Regions from separate parts of the Mus musculus genome. Here region 2 is linked to region 1. The links are chromatin contacts, found by POLR2A ChIA-PET in ENCODE. All regions are on one chromosome and are shown on one strand. The core of a region is the stretch at or near the end of the contact, and the rest is flanking DNA. Distances in the headings are between cores, read along the strand shown. Region 1 holds the start of Tpra1 (transmembrane protein, adipocyte asscociated 1). Region 2 holds the start of Txnrd3 (thioredoxin reductase 3).

Region 1 (6,654 bases), core at 1,825-4,324:
TGGGCCACCACTGCCCAGCTTGTTTTCTGATTTCTTCCTGATTTGGCATCAACCTCTCCCAAAGCACTGAGGTTCAATCCTTCAAGCACCCAGGCTGCTGTGGGCTTTTATCAAAGTGGGAATCAATTGTACTTGGCTGCAGTTGGCAAAGGTATGGGGAGGATGTTCCAGGTGAAAAGGGCCTGGTGCGTGATGCAGTACAGCGAAGGCTGGGAGTATATAGGGATTACCACTCCCTTGGTTCAAAGCTTGTAATGCCCAGGAAAGGTGGGAGAGTTCAGACTGCAGATTAGCAGTCTGTCTAGGAGTTGGAGCTCTGTCCTGACATGAGGTCACCTGAGGGATCTGTTAAATCGAGGTGTAGGATGAATCAGTAGCTACCACCTGACGAGGTGGGCAGAGACAGGCTGAGTGCTTCCAGTGAGAGGCCTGCTACTGTTCCTACAGTCTTAGGCATCTGGTTCTCAGCTACTGGGCAGGATGTGACTTCTGCTGTATGCACAGCATCAATAATCCCACACAGAACCTAGTGTAGGGCAGAGAGGAAATCAGGAAGGACGCTCAGAAAGGGGGATCTGCAGGCTTTATAGTACAAGAGATACCCCAAGGTGCTAAAGGGTATCTTAGGGAGATGGGCTAGTATGACCTCTGAGACAGGAATCCACACCCTCTTGTCTGCTGGATGCCACTGTGGTACCCAGAGCTGCTATCGATGCAGGAAGGTACTGCATCTATATGCCAGAGACTCAAAAATAAATAAATAAAAAATAGAAAGCATATTATGCCACCATAATAGGATATGTTCTTTGAAAAGCTGACTGTGTCCACCATAAGCCCCTAGGCCCCTACAAGTTCCAATGATATGACAAGCACCCAATTCTTAAAAAAAAAAAAAACAAAAAACAACTTATCTTCCTCCTTTATAGAATCTCTCATTACTGGTCTGCCATTCCATGCTTACCCATCCTTACTAGCAGGGTGTCATGGACAAGATAAACCAGAGCCACATTCTGTGAAGAGTCCAAGTAGCCTGGGCCTTGCTAGACCTGGTGACAACGGAGAGGGGTAGAGTCACCACAGGCCTGGAAGGACCCTGCAGGTGGGTAATCCCTTTACTGTAATGGGATAGAAAGAGGTGTGGTTTGTAATTTTGAAAGATCAGAACAGCGAGTGAGATTGACATAGGGAGGGTCCCAGTGTCCCAAACATGCTTTAGGTTCCCAAGATGGGCACAGCTGTCCATACCCTGCACTGGTGCAAGCCAGGAACACTACCTGACCGATCCCCATTCATGTGACTTCCTGGATGCCACACTGTCCTGTATGCAGAGGCCACAGTGATGGAGGAGCAACTGCCTCTGCTGCCAGAGGGAAAGAGGCATTCGATGACCTCCATCACTCAGCAAATGCCGTAAAAATCTCCCAGACATCACACATGGAGCCCCGAATTCCAGAGGGTCAAGTGCAGAGTGACATACTGTTACTGTTCTTCTGAGACATAGCCCTGGCTAGCCTCAAACTTGAGACGATAGTTCTTTATTTTTATTTTTATTTATTTATTTATTTATTTATTTATTTCAGAGACAGGGTTTCTCTGTGTAGCCCTGGCTGTCCTGGAACTCACTCTGTAGACCAGGCTGGCCTCGAACTCAGAAATTCGCCTGCCTCTGCCTCCCAAGTGCTGGGATTAAAGGTGTGTGAGACAATATTTCTGTCTCAGCCTCAAGAGCACTGGGATTACAAACATATCATCCCACCACACCCCGTTTGCTTAGTCCCTAGGCCCTTGTGATTGACAGTGGGGTTTGGGGACAGGTGCTGGAGAAAAGGCTTAGTGGTTATGAGCATGGTTAGAAGCCCTGAGTTCAATTCCTGTGGCCTTTTTGACACCTGGAGGTCAAGGAGGGCCTAGGACATGTATTTTGCTATTATTCCTAAACAGGGCACTGTATTCTCTTGGCAGGAAGTTGGGAGCTCTTGATGGTTTTCAGGGTGGCTGTTACAGACCTTGTAGGCGCAGGCAGGCACAGCCAGCTTCTGTGACTAAGACCAAAATGGACAAATGGGACTAACCTGGAAGTCTCAGGGATGCTAAGTCTCGGACCAATCACAAAGAGGCCCAGAGTCATTCCAGCCCCTGTGTGACCAGGACGGGGCAGTCCTGGGATCCTATAATAAACAGGTGCCTACATCTTTAACCAGCACTGAGGCACCTCTAAGGTGTTGCTGAGACACACTGCCCCCCCCCCCAATGCCTGAGGAAGGGGTAGGCAAGTCAATACCTACTCTTGAGGGAGAGCCCAGGAAGCTCTCTGTGAAGAGAGAATGTGAGAAGACAGGCCCGAGGTTGCATGCAGAGAAGCCCAAGGGCAGCCACAAGTTTGAAAATACATGGCCTATAGGGCAGATCCTGTGGCCGGCCAAAGGTGCACAGGTAAGCAGATGACCTGAGATGAGGCCTCCAAGTTGCCCTGGGGGTGTCCCACAGGGAGGGAAGGCGACAGACAGGAAAGACTGTCCCTCTGGAAGGCACCTGCTTAAGCAAGAGATCTGGTCTGGCCACTTCCTAGCTGGATGGCTTTGGACTTATTCCCTTAACCCCTTCAGGTTTCTTCTGCAAAACGCCACTAATAGCACCCAGCCTTCAGGGTGACTGAGACCAGGACTGGAGCCCTGTAAACGCCAGATCCCTTTGAAGTGGGCAAGCACAGGGCGTCCGAGGAAGGGATGCCCTTCCTTCCCTCCTTCCTAGTCCAGGTGACCAGAGGTCAGTATTTATGGGGCGCCGGTCCCTTAGGCGCCATCCTCAAAGACATAGGGCGACCCGGTCGGAGGACTGGAGCTGTCCGCAGAAAGATGCGGGGCAAAGGCACAGCGTGCTCAGTACGCTTCCCGAAACGCTTTAGGGGTAAGCTGTGCAGAAAAAAAATTCTCCCCTTTGAAGTTTCCGTCACCCACACTTTGCTTTGCTTCGACTGCAGTCCCTTTAAGAGCTCCGCGGGCCGCCTCGCCCATCTGAGGAATTTTATTGGTCTGTTCCACTCCTGTGGGTGGAATCCCGTTACGATAGGCTGCTGGAGGCCGAGGGGGCGGGGATGAGTGCCACAAACAGGGGTTGTGACTGTTTTCACAGTTTTGCTTAGACGAAAAACACTAGCCAAGGCGCCTGAGAGTCGCCGCTGCCAGGGGAGGACCGGGGAAGTCCGCGGGTCCCGTGAGTCCTGCGCGCTGGCGGCGTCCGGCCACCTCTGACCGATCCACGTAGCATCTCAGCTGCGGTTCTTGCGCGACGCTCCCCGGTTCTCGCTACCTCGCAGGGGTCGGAGTCCCGCGGCCTGCGCAGCCCTGCTCTCAGGTAAGCGCGGCCGAGTCCTCATCTCCTGCTCCGCCAAGCTAGCGAGGAGGCCCTGCCCCTGCTCCTTCTTCGGGTTCGGGCCTACCGTCTCCTTCTGTCCCCGTGCCACTTGGGGTACAGCCGCAAGACAACCTTTGAGAAGTTTCTGGGGACCCTAGCGGTCAGGACCGGATCCTGGATGGAGCTGGACACCCGCCGCTCCGGGTGCAGCCAGAGCTCAGCGGCAGCCGGAAAGACCAGCCCATGCTCTGCCTCTGCCTTCCTGGCCTTGCGGAAGGAAGGGCAACTCCACTTAGCTCCGTAGCGAGGAGGGGGTGGTGGGGTCTGGGGTCCAGACACCCCCAATCCTTGTCCAGCCTGGTTGCATTGTGCTGGAAATGTGTGCGCGTCATAGCATTTTTTTGAGATCTTACCTGTTCTAGAGGGTTGGGTCACAAGACCTAGGACAGACAAGACACACAAGCATGTAAATACACCTGCTGCCGATGGAGTCCCAGTTCTATAAACAGCACACCAAAGAACTGGGTGGTGGTGGAGGAATCGGGAGGTGGAGGCAGGGGGGAAATCAGAAGTTCAAGACCTGCCTTGGCTTTTTGCAGAGTTGGAGGCTAGCCTGGGCCCAATGAGACCCTATCTTTAAAAACAATCATTGAAAGAACAACAGCCAGGTGGGCTAGATAAAGTCCACTTAGAGGGGGAGGTAATGAGTCAAATGATGGGATCAAGCTGCGGGTAAGCAAACACAAAGGCCCCTGAGGTAGGGGAGATATAAGTTGGTGGCTAAAGAAGGGCAAGAAGGATTGTCAGGAGGCAGAGGGCAGGTCACCTGGACCATCCCTTCTTCCTGTTGTCCACAGTGGCCTCTTAGGACACAATCTCTCCTCTATCACTGAGGCTGACAGATTCAGAGAGGCATGGAACTTAGCCTCTATCCTCTGGGGATTTCCTATGCTGCTCTGCAGCTAGATTTAGAGGCTTAGCAGCCTAGGAGGGAAGGGAGAGAACTTTGGGGGGCTGCTTGCACTGCTACCTTCTACTGGGTAGGAATCCCATAAAAGAACTCAGAAGGTTTGGGCAATCCCATTGCACAGATGGGAAAGACAAGCTCTCTCAACCTCTCCCAGGGCAGGGAGAGAAGGCCCTTGGGGAGGTGTCTGGGGTGTCCGAACAGGTCCCACCTAGGCCCAACAAGCTAGCCACAGAGGGTAGGAGGAAGGCGAGGCTTGAGTCGTGGGCAGGAGCCTGGCCTCTGGAGAATGCGCTGAGGTCAGAGCTGCCCTTTCAGGTTCACGGGTGGAAGAAACCTTACCTCAGTTCCCCCGGTCTCCAGAGGCCTGGGCTCCTCCATGATGCTCTGTTGCTCCTTCAAGATGTCATAGCTCTTCTTTGTCCCAGTCTGCCCCCTCTCCTTCCTCTTTTCCCTGGTGGGCCAGCTCCTTTCACTTCTCTATCATTGCATGTGCCCAAGGCCAGAAGATCTGGGGGAGAAGCCCTGGGCCCTAGGATAGAGGGTGGGGTCTGTGGATCCCCTGGGCCATGCCTGCTCCTCCTTTGATTGGGGTCCTGATGGTGCTTGTCCAGTGTACCTAGGAAGGAAGCACAGGGCATGGAGGCTGTGCACTGGAAGAGTGTCTAATGTGTTTGTTACCATTACTTCAGTTATTTCAGTAGCACAGTCATGGCAGTGCAGTGAACTTGACCTCCTCCCAGCCCCAGTACTGCTGGAGTAGGGGTATTTCAGGTTGGGAGTTTGTCCACTTGCTCAGGTAGAAAGGAGTACCTTGAGCTATTGCTAGGTGTAGAAGTGGCTATGATGTTGGGCTCTGGAGGGGACAGCTGAACTATGGGTCGCCACATCTGTGAACATTGTGACTCCTAGGGATGGGTTCCCAATCCTACAGGGAAGTGTCACAGGTGGCAGCTCACACCTCACCCTGTGTTCATTCCTTCAACCTGTTGCCTGTGTTCTCGTTCTCTCTCTCATGTATGTGAGTGTTCTGTCTGCATGTTCACCTGCATGTCCGAAGAGAGCATCAGATCTTATAACAGATGGTTGTGAGACACTTGTGGTTTCTGGGAATTGAACTCAGGACCTCTGGAAAGGCAGCCAGTGCTCTTAACCGCTGAGCCATCATCTCTCCAGCCCTTTGGTAGACATTTTCACAGCTCGCCTTTTTTGACTGTCATAGAATCTTGCTGTGATTGTCCCTGTGACTCTCAGAAGGGAAGTGACTCACTCATCAAAGGTCACAGCAAGCAGGAGGCAGGGCCAGGAATGCCATCCTAGCCTGGCTTGCCAATTCCATAACCTACAGGAGATGGGAACCAGGCCTGGGGACACAAGCCTGTTGCCACCCTAGCTATTAGGAAGCTGGGACAGGAGAATCACAGGTTCAAGGCTGGGCAACATGGGCAGCCTAGGGAGACCCTGTCTCAAAAGTGATGACGCAAGTCTCACTGCTCATTGTCCAGTGCTTGCCTAGCATAGATCCAGTGTCCAGCAATGCAAGACAAGTAAACATCTGATCTATTTGGAAAATTGAGAAGTCAGACTCAAACACCCTGGTAGTGAAGGGGACCTGGCCGTCTCATGACTGGGAAGGATGGGTGTCGTATGTGGCAGAGTCCGGGGTTACTAGGAGTCCAGTGTTTCTCTCTGCATCCACCTTGTGACTTTGCTCTTTGTGAGCTTTCTCTCCAAGGCCCCAGCCCAGAGTCACACTTGGCCTGCTGACCTCAGCAGGGTGCTGGGACTTTCTGGTTGGCTGGATTTGAAAATGCTCGCATTTCCTGACATTTGTGCTGTATGGAGCTAATCCCATCTAAGTCTGTGGACAGAGCCGAAGTTCGGAGTGCCCCCGGGGAAAGTGTGCCCATTGGCTGCCTGGCCCTATCCCACCTTCTCCATCCTGCTGCTGTCTCTCCTTCCTGTCTCACCTAGACCTGTCCATTCTCTGCAGTGGCCTAAGGGACCCCACCCACAGTGGCTTGGGGTCTTTGGAAAGAGCCTTTTCAGTACCGAGAATGAAATCATGTTATAGGTGTGCCACCCCATCTGACCCAGTCTTACCAACTGTTTTCTCTTTCCAGCCGCCCTGGCCTAGTCTTTTTTGTCTTTGGCCAAGTCTGTTTCTACCTCAGAACTTTTGTATTTGCCATTCTCTCTGAGGAATGTTCTTTATCCAGAGTTTTCCAAGGCTGACTCCCCAGTCATGCGTCCTCTTGACAGAACACCAACCCAAATCAACCTTCCTATGTTCCCTGGAATTCAGCCTTAACTGGGACACAAGGCCATGGTAA
Region 2 (6,654 bases), core at 2,753-5,252, 740 kb after region 1:
TACTACCAAGGAAAGAGCACTCTGGGGGAGTCTAATGCTGCAACACCAGGGGAGGCAGCCCAGGAGGGGCTCTGCCAGGCAGCTCACCAAGCAAGCATGAACAACCTGCTTCTGTCATCCAAGAAGGGGTGTCTGGATCAATCACAGCCATTGGCTTGCATGTGTACCAACCACAGCCTTGGCACTGAACATCAGTCCCTTGGCCTACTCAATAAGATAACACCCATGTGGGACACTGCCAAAGTGTCCAAGAACCTGAGACAAGTTAGATCATGGACTCTTGGGGAAAACCTACCACTATTCTGAAACAGTATTCTGGAATATAGCGATAAAATGACTCCTAACGGCATTGCTGTACACATCGAACAGTGACCACTCAATCCTCATCAGAGAATGTTGGTCAGTGGGCGCTGGGGAATAAAGGGAGTGGGAGAAAAACCCGTGTCCAGCCAGAGTTCCGGTGCTCTGGGTGGGCGGATGTGGAAGGACTGCCCCATGCTTTCCATGTGGCCCCGGGTGGGTGTCTGGCTGTGGGAAGCCACGGCGGGTGGTGAACAAGGGGCAGTCCTAGGTAACAGGTTCTTAGTCTTGGGCATCTTACGTTGGATACCTTGGAAGAGCTGAGAACAATTGGGAGCTTGGGGGGTGTTATTCAGCCCTGAGACTGAGGGAGGAGAAGGCAGGGGTTGGGGGACTGGGTGGTTCCCACTCAGGCGAGAGTCTTCATGGCTGGAGGGTAGGAAGGCCTTCTGGTGGGAGGTTAGACACGGTCCGTTAGGGGAAAGTCTATCCCATGGTTCAAGCACAGCGGGCCTTGATGAGCAGAGACAGTCTATGGTTTTAGAGCTTTATTGTAGAAAGGCCGGGGGGGGGGGGGGAAGAGAGAAGGTAGAAAGAGGGAGAGAGGCCAGCCATGGCCACGTGGAAAGAAGGGGGAAAGGAGAGAGAGTAAGAAATGTGAGGCCTTAAAGAGAGTGAGGAGGGGGCCAAGCAGCTCTTTTTATAGTGGGCTGGGCTATTTTGTAACTGTGGGGGTGGAGTCTAGCCAGAATGCCAGGAGCTTGGGATATTGTCTGTGTGACTAATAGTCACACACCTCTCCTGTGGGGGCTGTGGGGGCAGTAACTTGGACAGGAGCCAGGGGTCCAGGAGACATGATCGAACACCTTCCGTTCCATGTAGGTGAAAATCATCACCCATCGGGTCCCCTGGGGTTCTAGATCTTTGCTCGACTGGAGACCAGGCTGTCTGTGCGCAGCTCACTGCCCCAAAAGAGAAGCTTTTTCTTGTAGTGGATAGTAATTAACACAGCAACCCACACAACAGGGCAATGTGCAGAGAGAGAGAGAGACATTGGAGCACTCAGTTCTAAATGGGATGGCTTCAGCAAACCCCTCCCTATGAGGTTCTATGCAGAAGAGAAGGCAGAAGATTGTCGGAGACAGAGGTGAAGGACAATTCCAAGAAAACATCGTCTTCTAGGCACAAGACTGATGCACATATGAGCTCAGAGACTATGACACCATGCACAAGGCCTGCAACAGGTTCCAACAGATCCCAGGGTCTTAAGCTGTGGGTCATGACCTCAAGTGACATGACACAAAATGTGGGGTGTATGACAATTTTGACAGCAGTAAAAGGTTTCTGAAGGGGGCTGGAAAGATGCTGAGCAGCGAAGAGCACTCACTGTTCTTATAGAGAACCTGGGTTTGGTTCGCAGCATGCACATGGTAGCTTCCAAGTATCTGCAATTCCAGTTCCAGGAGGTCTGACACCACGGCTGACATCTATGGGTCCTTGTATACATGTGGCATACATACATGTACTCCACACATTCGAGAGCTACCCTCCTACATTTTCTGAGGTTTGTGAAAGCCCAACAACCAATTCAAAATCAAAACACAATGAATCAAAGGTGATTCTGCCAGTTAGGCCTTGCCAGTGTTGTTACCTGACTTCAGTGAGACAGCCTCGGTTTCAAACACAATGCATGCGCGCCTGTTGCCCTGTGCATGCCATCAAACCTGCACACAGCCCACAAACACTGCCTGAAACACCATGCCTTAGAATGGAAGACGGCAATACTGTGCAAGGCAGTGTTCTTAAGTCTACAGCAGATTTTTCTGTTGCTATAAAAACGAATGATTTAATTACAGAAAACAAAGAATTTTAATATTTTCCTCCCAGCGTTCCTCAGCATGTAAGGAACAAATTAGTATATATTTAGATTTGTATTGTGTTAGAATGTTTGATTTCAAAAATTGCTATTTGAGCTGCATACTTAAGTTTCATAAAAAAAAAATGTTAAATGAGTGTTGGCTTGGGATTAGAGCAGAACTTCCAACCATTTCTAAGATAGCTCTAAACACTCTTTGTATTTATGCAAAGCAACACTCTCGGTATTGACAATTATAAAATTAAAATATTGATCAATTATGAAAAACAGTGACAATGTTCTACCTTCTATGGTATTGAATTTTCAGCCAAGATTTGTTTTATGTAAAAACAAACAACCCTATCCATCCATCTCATTAGAATGTAAATTTGCTCTCATCTTTAATAAAGGGTGAAATTATAAAGGTACCTAAGATTTTCCTAAAAATTAAATTCATTATGATTTATTACCAGTAAATGTTTGTGAATCTGTTGAATGTACTTTTGAGATCATGTGAAATCATTCAGGTTAAAAAGGGTTGCAAGTGAAAAAGATTTGAGTTTTAGTAGGGTCTTCTAGGGTTCAAGGGTTGGTGATAACAAGTCTGGCTCAAATGTTTGAAGCAGCCCTGGTTGAGCCTGCCCTTCAGACAGGCACCAGATACACTGGCCATGCAGTTTTCCTCAAGGCCTCTGTGGAGTGGGCGTTCCAGACCACAGGTGCTAAGGATAGTCCAGCTAACTGACTAACAGTGGCCACTAATTAGAGTCCGTGCCTCTGCTCATTTACAGGAAGCTGAACTTCAGAAGGGCTGCTTACAGCAATAACTTTAAAACGTGAGCCCAGGGAGAGGGCTCAGTTGATAAAATGTTTGCATACCGCCTGTTCTTATTTGACCTTCTTTCCAAATGGTTCCTGTGTTGGGGATGGCTTGAGAATCCATTGTGCCCTAGTTATTTCCTGTTGCTGTGATAACAACACTAACCAAAAACAACTTAGAGGAAGAAAGGGTTTATTTGGGAAAAGTCCCAAGTCACACTCCATTATTGGGGGAAGTCAGAAAACCCAAGAAGGAGCAGAAGCTGACTGCTGCTCGTGGGCTTGCTCTCGATAGCTCACTCAGCATGCTCTCTTACCACCTAGGACCACCTGCCCAAGGGTGGCACCCCCTCCCCAGTGGGCCTGATGCCACCACATTTATCATTAATCAGAAAATATTCCACAGGCTTGCCTACAGGCCAATCTGAAGGAAGCATTTCCTCAGTTGAGTCTCTTTCCAGGTGACTCTAGTATGCTCCAAGTTGACAAAAACTAAGCAGTACACTGTCACAGTGAATTGCTGAGGGTGTGTGTGGGTTGAGGGGTTGGGGAGGTAGTAACCTAGGAACCTCATATTGAAACTGAATTGCAATAGTAATTTTTATTCAGCTTCAGTAGTGCAAATTAAAAAAGAATCAGTATTTCCTAGACAAGGTTTTTGTCACATTTTCTGAAATAAAGTGGAGACATCTACCCTTCCTGAAAAGCACCTATTTTGAGATTGGTGGAGAATCAGGAGCGGAAGGAACTGTAGAGAGGCCTCTGGGTGTCAAAAACTGTGGTAAAACGATAATGAAAACAGTAATTACAAGAAGAGCAGAGCATACAAGCTTGATTCCGCACCTTTGAAAATGGCAAGTGACTGCCACTGTGCCACTGGGTGGTAGACAGAGTAGTTTGCAGGCTCACCAGGCTGAGCTAAGGGGGCGTAGCTTAGCCCTGTGGAGGCCTGGAGGTGGGGCAAAGTTTTCCCGGGGGCGTGGCCGGTCGGTAGGCGGGCCCTCTCCGTGGGTCGCGCGGTCGGGGGCGTGGCCCCGTAGCTGTCCGGTGCGCCCGCGGCCAGTGCGTAGCGTTCTCAAGTTCTCAGCGGCTTTGCCGGCGTCGTCCCCTAGGCGGCCGCCCGCGTCCCGGTTCCTCAGCAGGCCCGGCTCGGCCCGGAGCGACAACAAAGCCCTGGAGAAGCCACCGTCCCCGCCGCCGCCTCCTCGGGCGCAGACCTCGCCCGGGCTGGGGAAGGTTGGAGTCCTCCCCAACCGCCGCCTGGGTGCTGTCCGTGGCGGCCTCATGTCGTCGCCACCCGGCCGCCGCGCCCGCCTGGCCTCCCCTGGGACCAGCCGCCCGTCTTCTGAGGCCCGCGAGGAGCTGCGGCGCCGCCTGCGGGACCTCATCGAGGGCAACAGGGTGATGATCTTCAGCAAGAGTTACTGTCCACACAGCACGCGGGTAGGCGGGGCCGGCCGTAGCAGAGCTCTGGGGCGTGGCCTGATGGGCAGGGTCTAAGCAATCCCGGTGGGAGGAGGGAAGTGAAGGTGAAGCCAGGACAGGGTGGGCCGGGCGGGGAGGAGCGTCGATAAAGAGGCTGGGTAAGTTTGTGAGCCGGATCTGGGGACTGATCAGAGGTCTGAGCAGTGAGCCGGGCGAACCCCGGGCTCAGTAGTTAGCGCCTGGTGGGCGGGGTCTGAGCAAGGTTGGTGGGTGGGGCGAAGCGGAGGTCTGTGGAGGGTGCTTGATGGGCGTAACCGGAATAGGGTCTGGGCGGGGCTCATTGGGCGGATTGGAACCGTGGAAGGGGGTCCTGGTGGGAGGGGCTAATAGGGAGGGTCTGAGTGGAACTCTGTGGGTGGGACCTAGTGTATGGGGGGTGGGGGGTAAGGGAGGGTTTGGGTGGAACTTAGTGGGCGGGCGGTCCTGCGCTGACATATGGGAGGTGGGCGGGGCCTGAAGGTGGACGGAGTAGGGCTTTTGTAGCACTTTCCCAGGTTTCATTGCCTACCTTCTCTGACTCACTACGGGGTCCCGGGAGGTTGCCATCTAGGGAAACATTTGCTTTCCAGCCTGATAATGGGCTTTAGTTAAAAAAAAAAAAAAAAGAACAACCAAAAAATATTTAAAATTGTTGTCTTATTAAAATAGGATTGCGTGGCTAGCTGAAGCTGGATCTAGATCCCATTTGTTAACTAGCATGTTTGGCTCCTTGACCAGGTTTCAGAACTAGCAGGGAGCTTGTAAGATGAAGGTAGAGGAGGTTTTAAGAACCATGGAAGTCGTGGCTAGTTTAAGCTCTGTTGCACACTCTGTAATTTGGGGCTGGGTGGGCATTCGACATTGTTTTCATATTATGAGATAAAAATATTCTTATTGAAATCTTTGGAAGGAAGATGCAAGATGGGGCTGTTCAATATCTTGATGTTTACTTAACATTATGAGAAAGTTGAAACAATAAAGGCCAGGTGTGTAACTTAGTGGGAGCAAGGCCCTGGCTTCCATTTCTAGCACAATTTAAATGAAAAAAAAAATAGATGCTTGGGCAGAAGGATCATGTATTCAAGGCCAGCCTGGGCTCCTATTAAGAGTGCTACCACAAGAAACGGGATGAAATGGTGCCAGCTCCAGGACCAACGTTCCATCCCCAGAACTCGTATTAAAACAGATGGCATAGTGGAGTGCACTTTACCTCAGTGTAAGACAGTGTAAGTCCAGGCTACACAGCCTGTAAGCGTCAGGCCAGTAAGAGGAGTTACTGGAAAGAAGGTAGACAGACAAATCTTTCGAGAATGATAGCTGAGGTTGACCTCTGGCCTCTGTAGCTGCAAGTGCACCTGCATGCAAAGATACACACAGACACAGTCACACATACATTAAAAATATGCATTCATTTTAAAAACTAATAAAATGTGGATGGCAGCGTGGAGACTACAGGCTGCTTCCTCCCTCCCCCCAGGGTTAGCCACATTCCTTATTCACCTGGGAGAGGTACCTGATGCTGCTCTTCACTAACAGAGCTCTGTTCTTTTGGCCTGCATGGGCCTTATGTGAGTCGACTCACATGTTTTACAGCTGTTTCCTCTGCAGTTTGGCTTGGGGACTCGTGCATGTTAGGACCTGTGGCTCTGTCTCATTACCTCTCACTGCTGTGATGTTCCCTAGGCTAACAATGAACTTGGGGTAATCCTCCTGCCTCGGTCTCCCAAGTGTGGGGATTATAGCATGAGCCACTACAACTGGCTTAATATTTTGATCTTAAAAGCAATATGGGTAGATACCTTTCTTTGGACACATCTGGGAGCACACCCTGGCCAACTTACCTAATTGCTTTTGAGCCATATGTGATCTTTGCCAAAAGCCCAGAAGCGATGGGCGTCTTTCATTGATTCATGGAGTCATCCCAGCGGCAGGGCGTTTTCAAGTATACTGATTTGGCCTCTGGTGGTGAGTGTGTCCCTGTTCTTGCTTTCCAGCCTTGCTGACAGCTGCTGTGTTCCACTTTTTCAGTTCTGCTAGGTAATGCTCTTCCGTTGAAATTTTCATCTCCCTAATGAAGCCTACGTGTTATGACTGCCTTGAGGAGTTTTCTTTTGTGAACCATTAAGACCACTTTCTTCTTGTTTTTCTTTTGTTGTGCTGATTTGTAGGTTTTCTTTACTTATTATAAATACTAATCCTTTGGTTACATGTTGGGA

The links. ChIA-PET counts read pairs that join two places held with the same protein, here RNA polymerase II (POLR2A).
Region 2: POLR2A ChIA-PET joins it to region 1 with 12 read pairs in embryonic stem cell. The contact joins the promoter of Txnrd3 here to the promoter of Tpra1 in region 1. POLR2A ChIA-PET finds 5 or more read pairs at or near these places in 3 of 5 experiments (Patski and embryonic stem cell).

Annotation. Positions count from the first base shown.
Region 1 is chr6:88,899,177-88,905,830 of GRCm38, forward strand. It overlaps Tpra1 (transmembrane protein, adipocyte asscociated 1), which reads left to right and starts at 3,075. Exons shown (of 12, transcript NM_011906.2): 1 at 3,075-3,354.
Region 2 is chr6:89,639,986-89,646,639 of GRCm38, forward strand. Txnrd3 (thioredoxin reductase 3) reads left to right here and starts at 4,003. Exons shown (of 16, transcript NM_001178058.1): 1 at 4,003-4,417. The coding sequence starts at 4,148.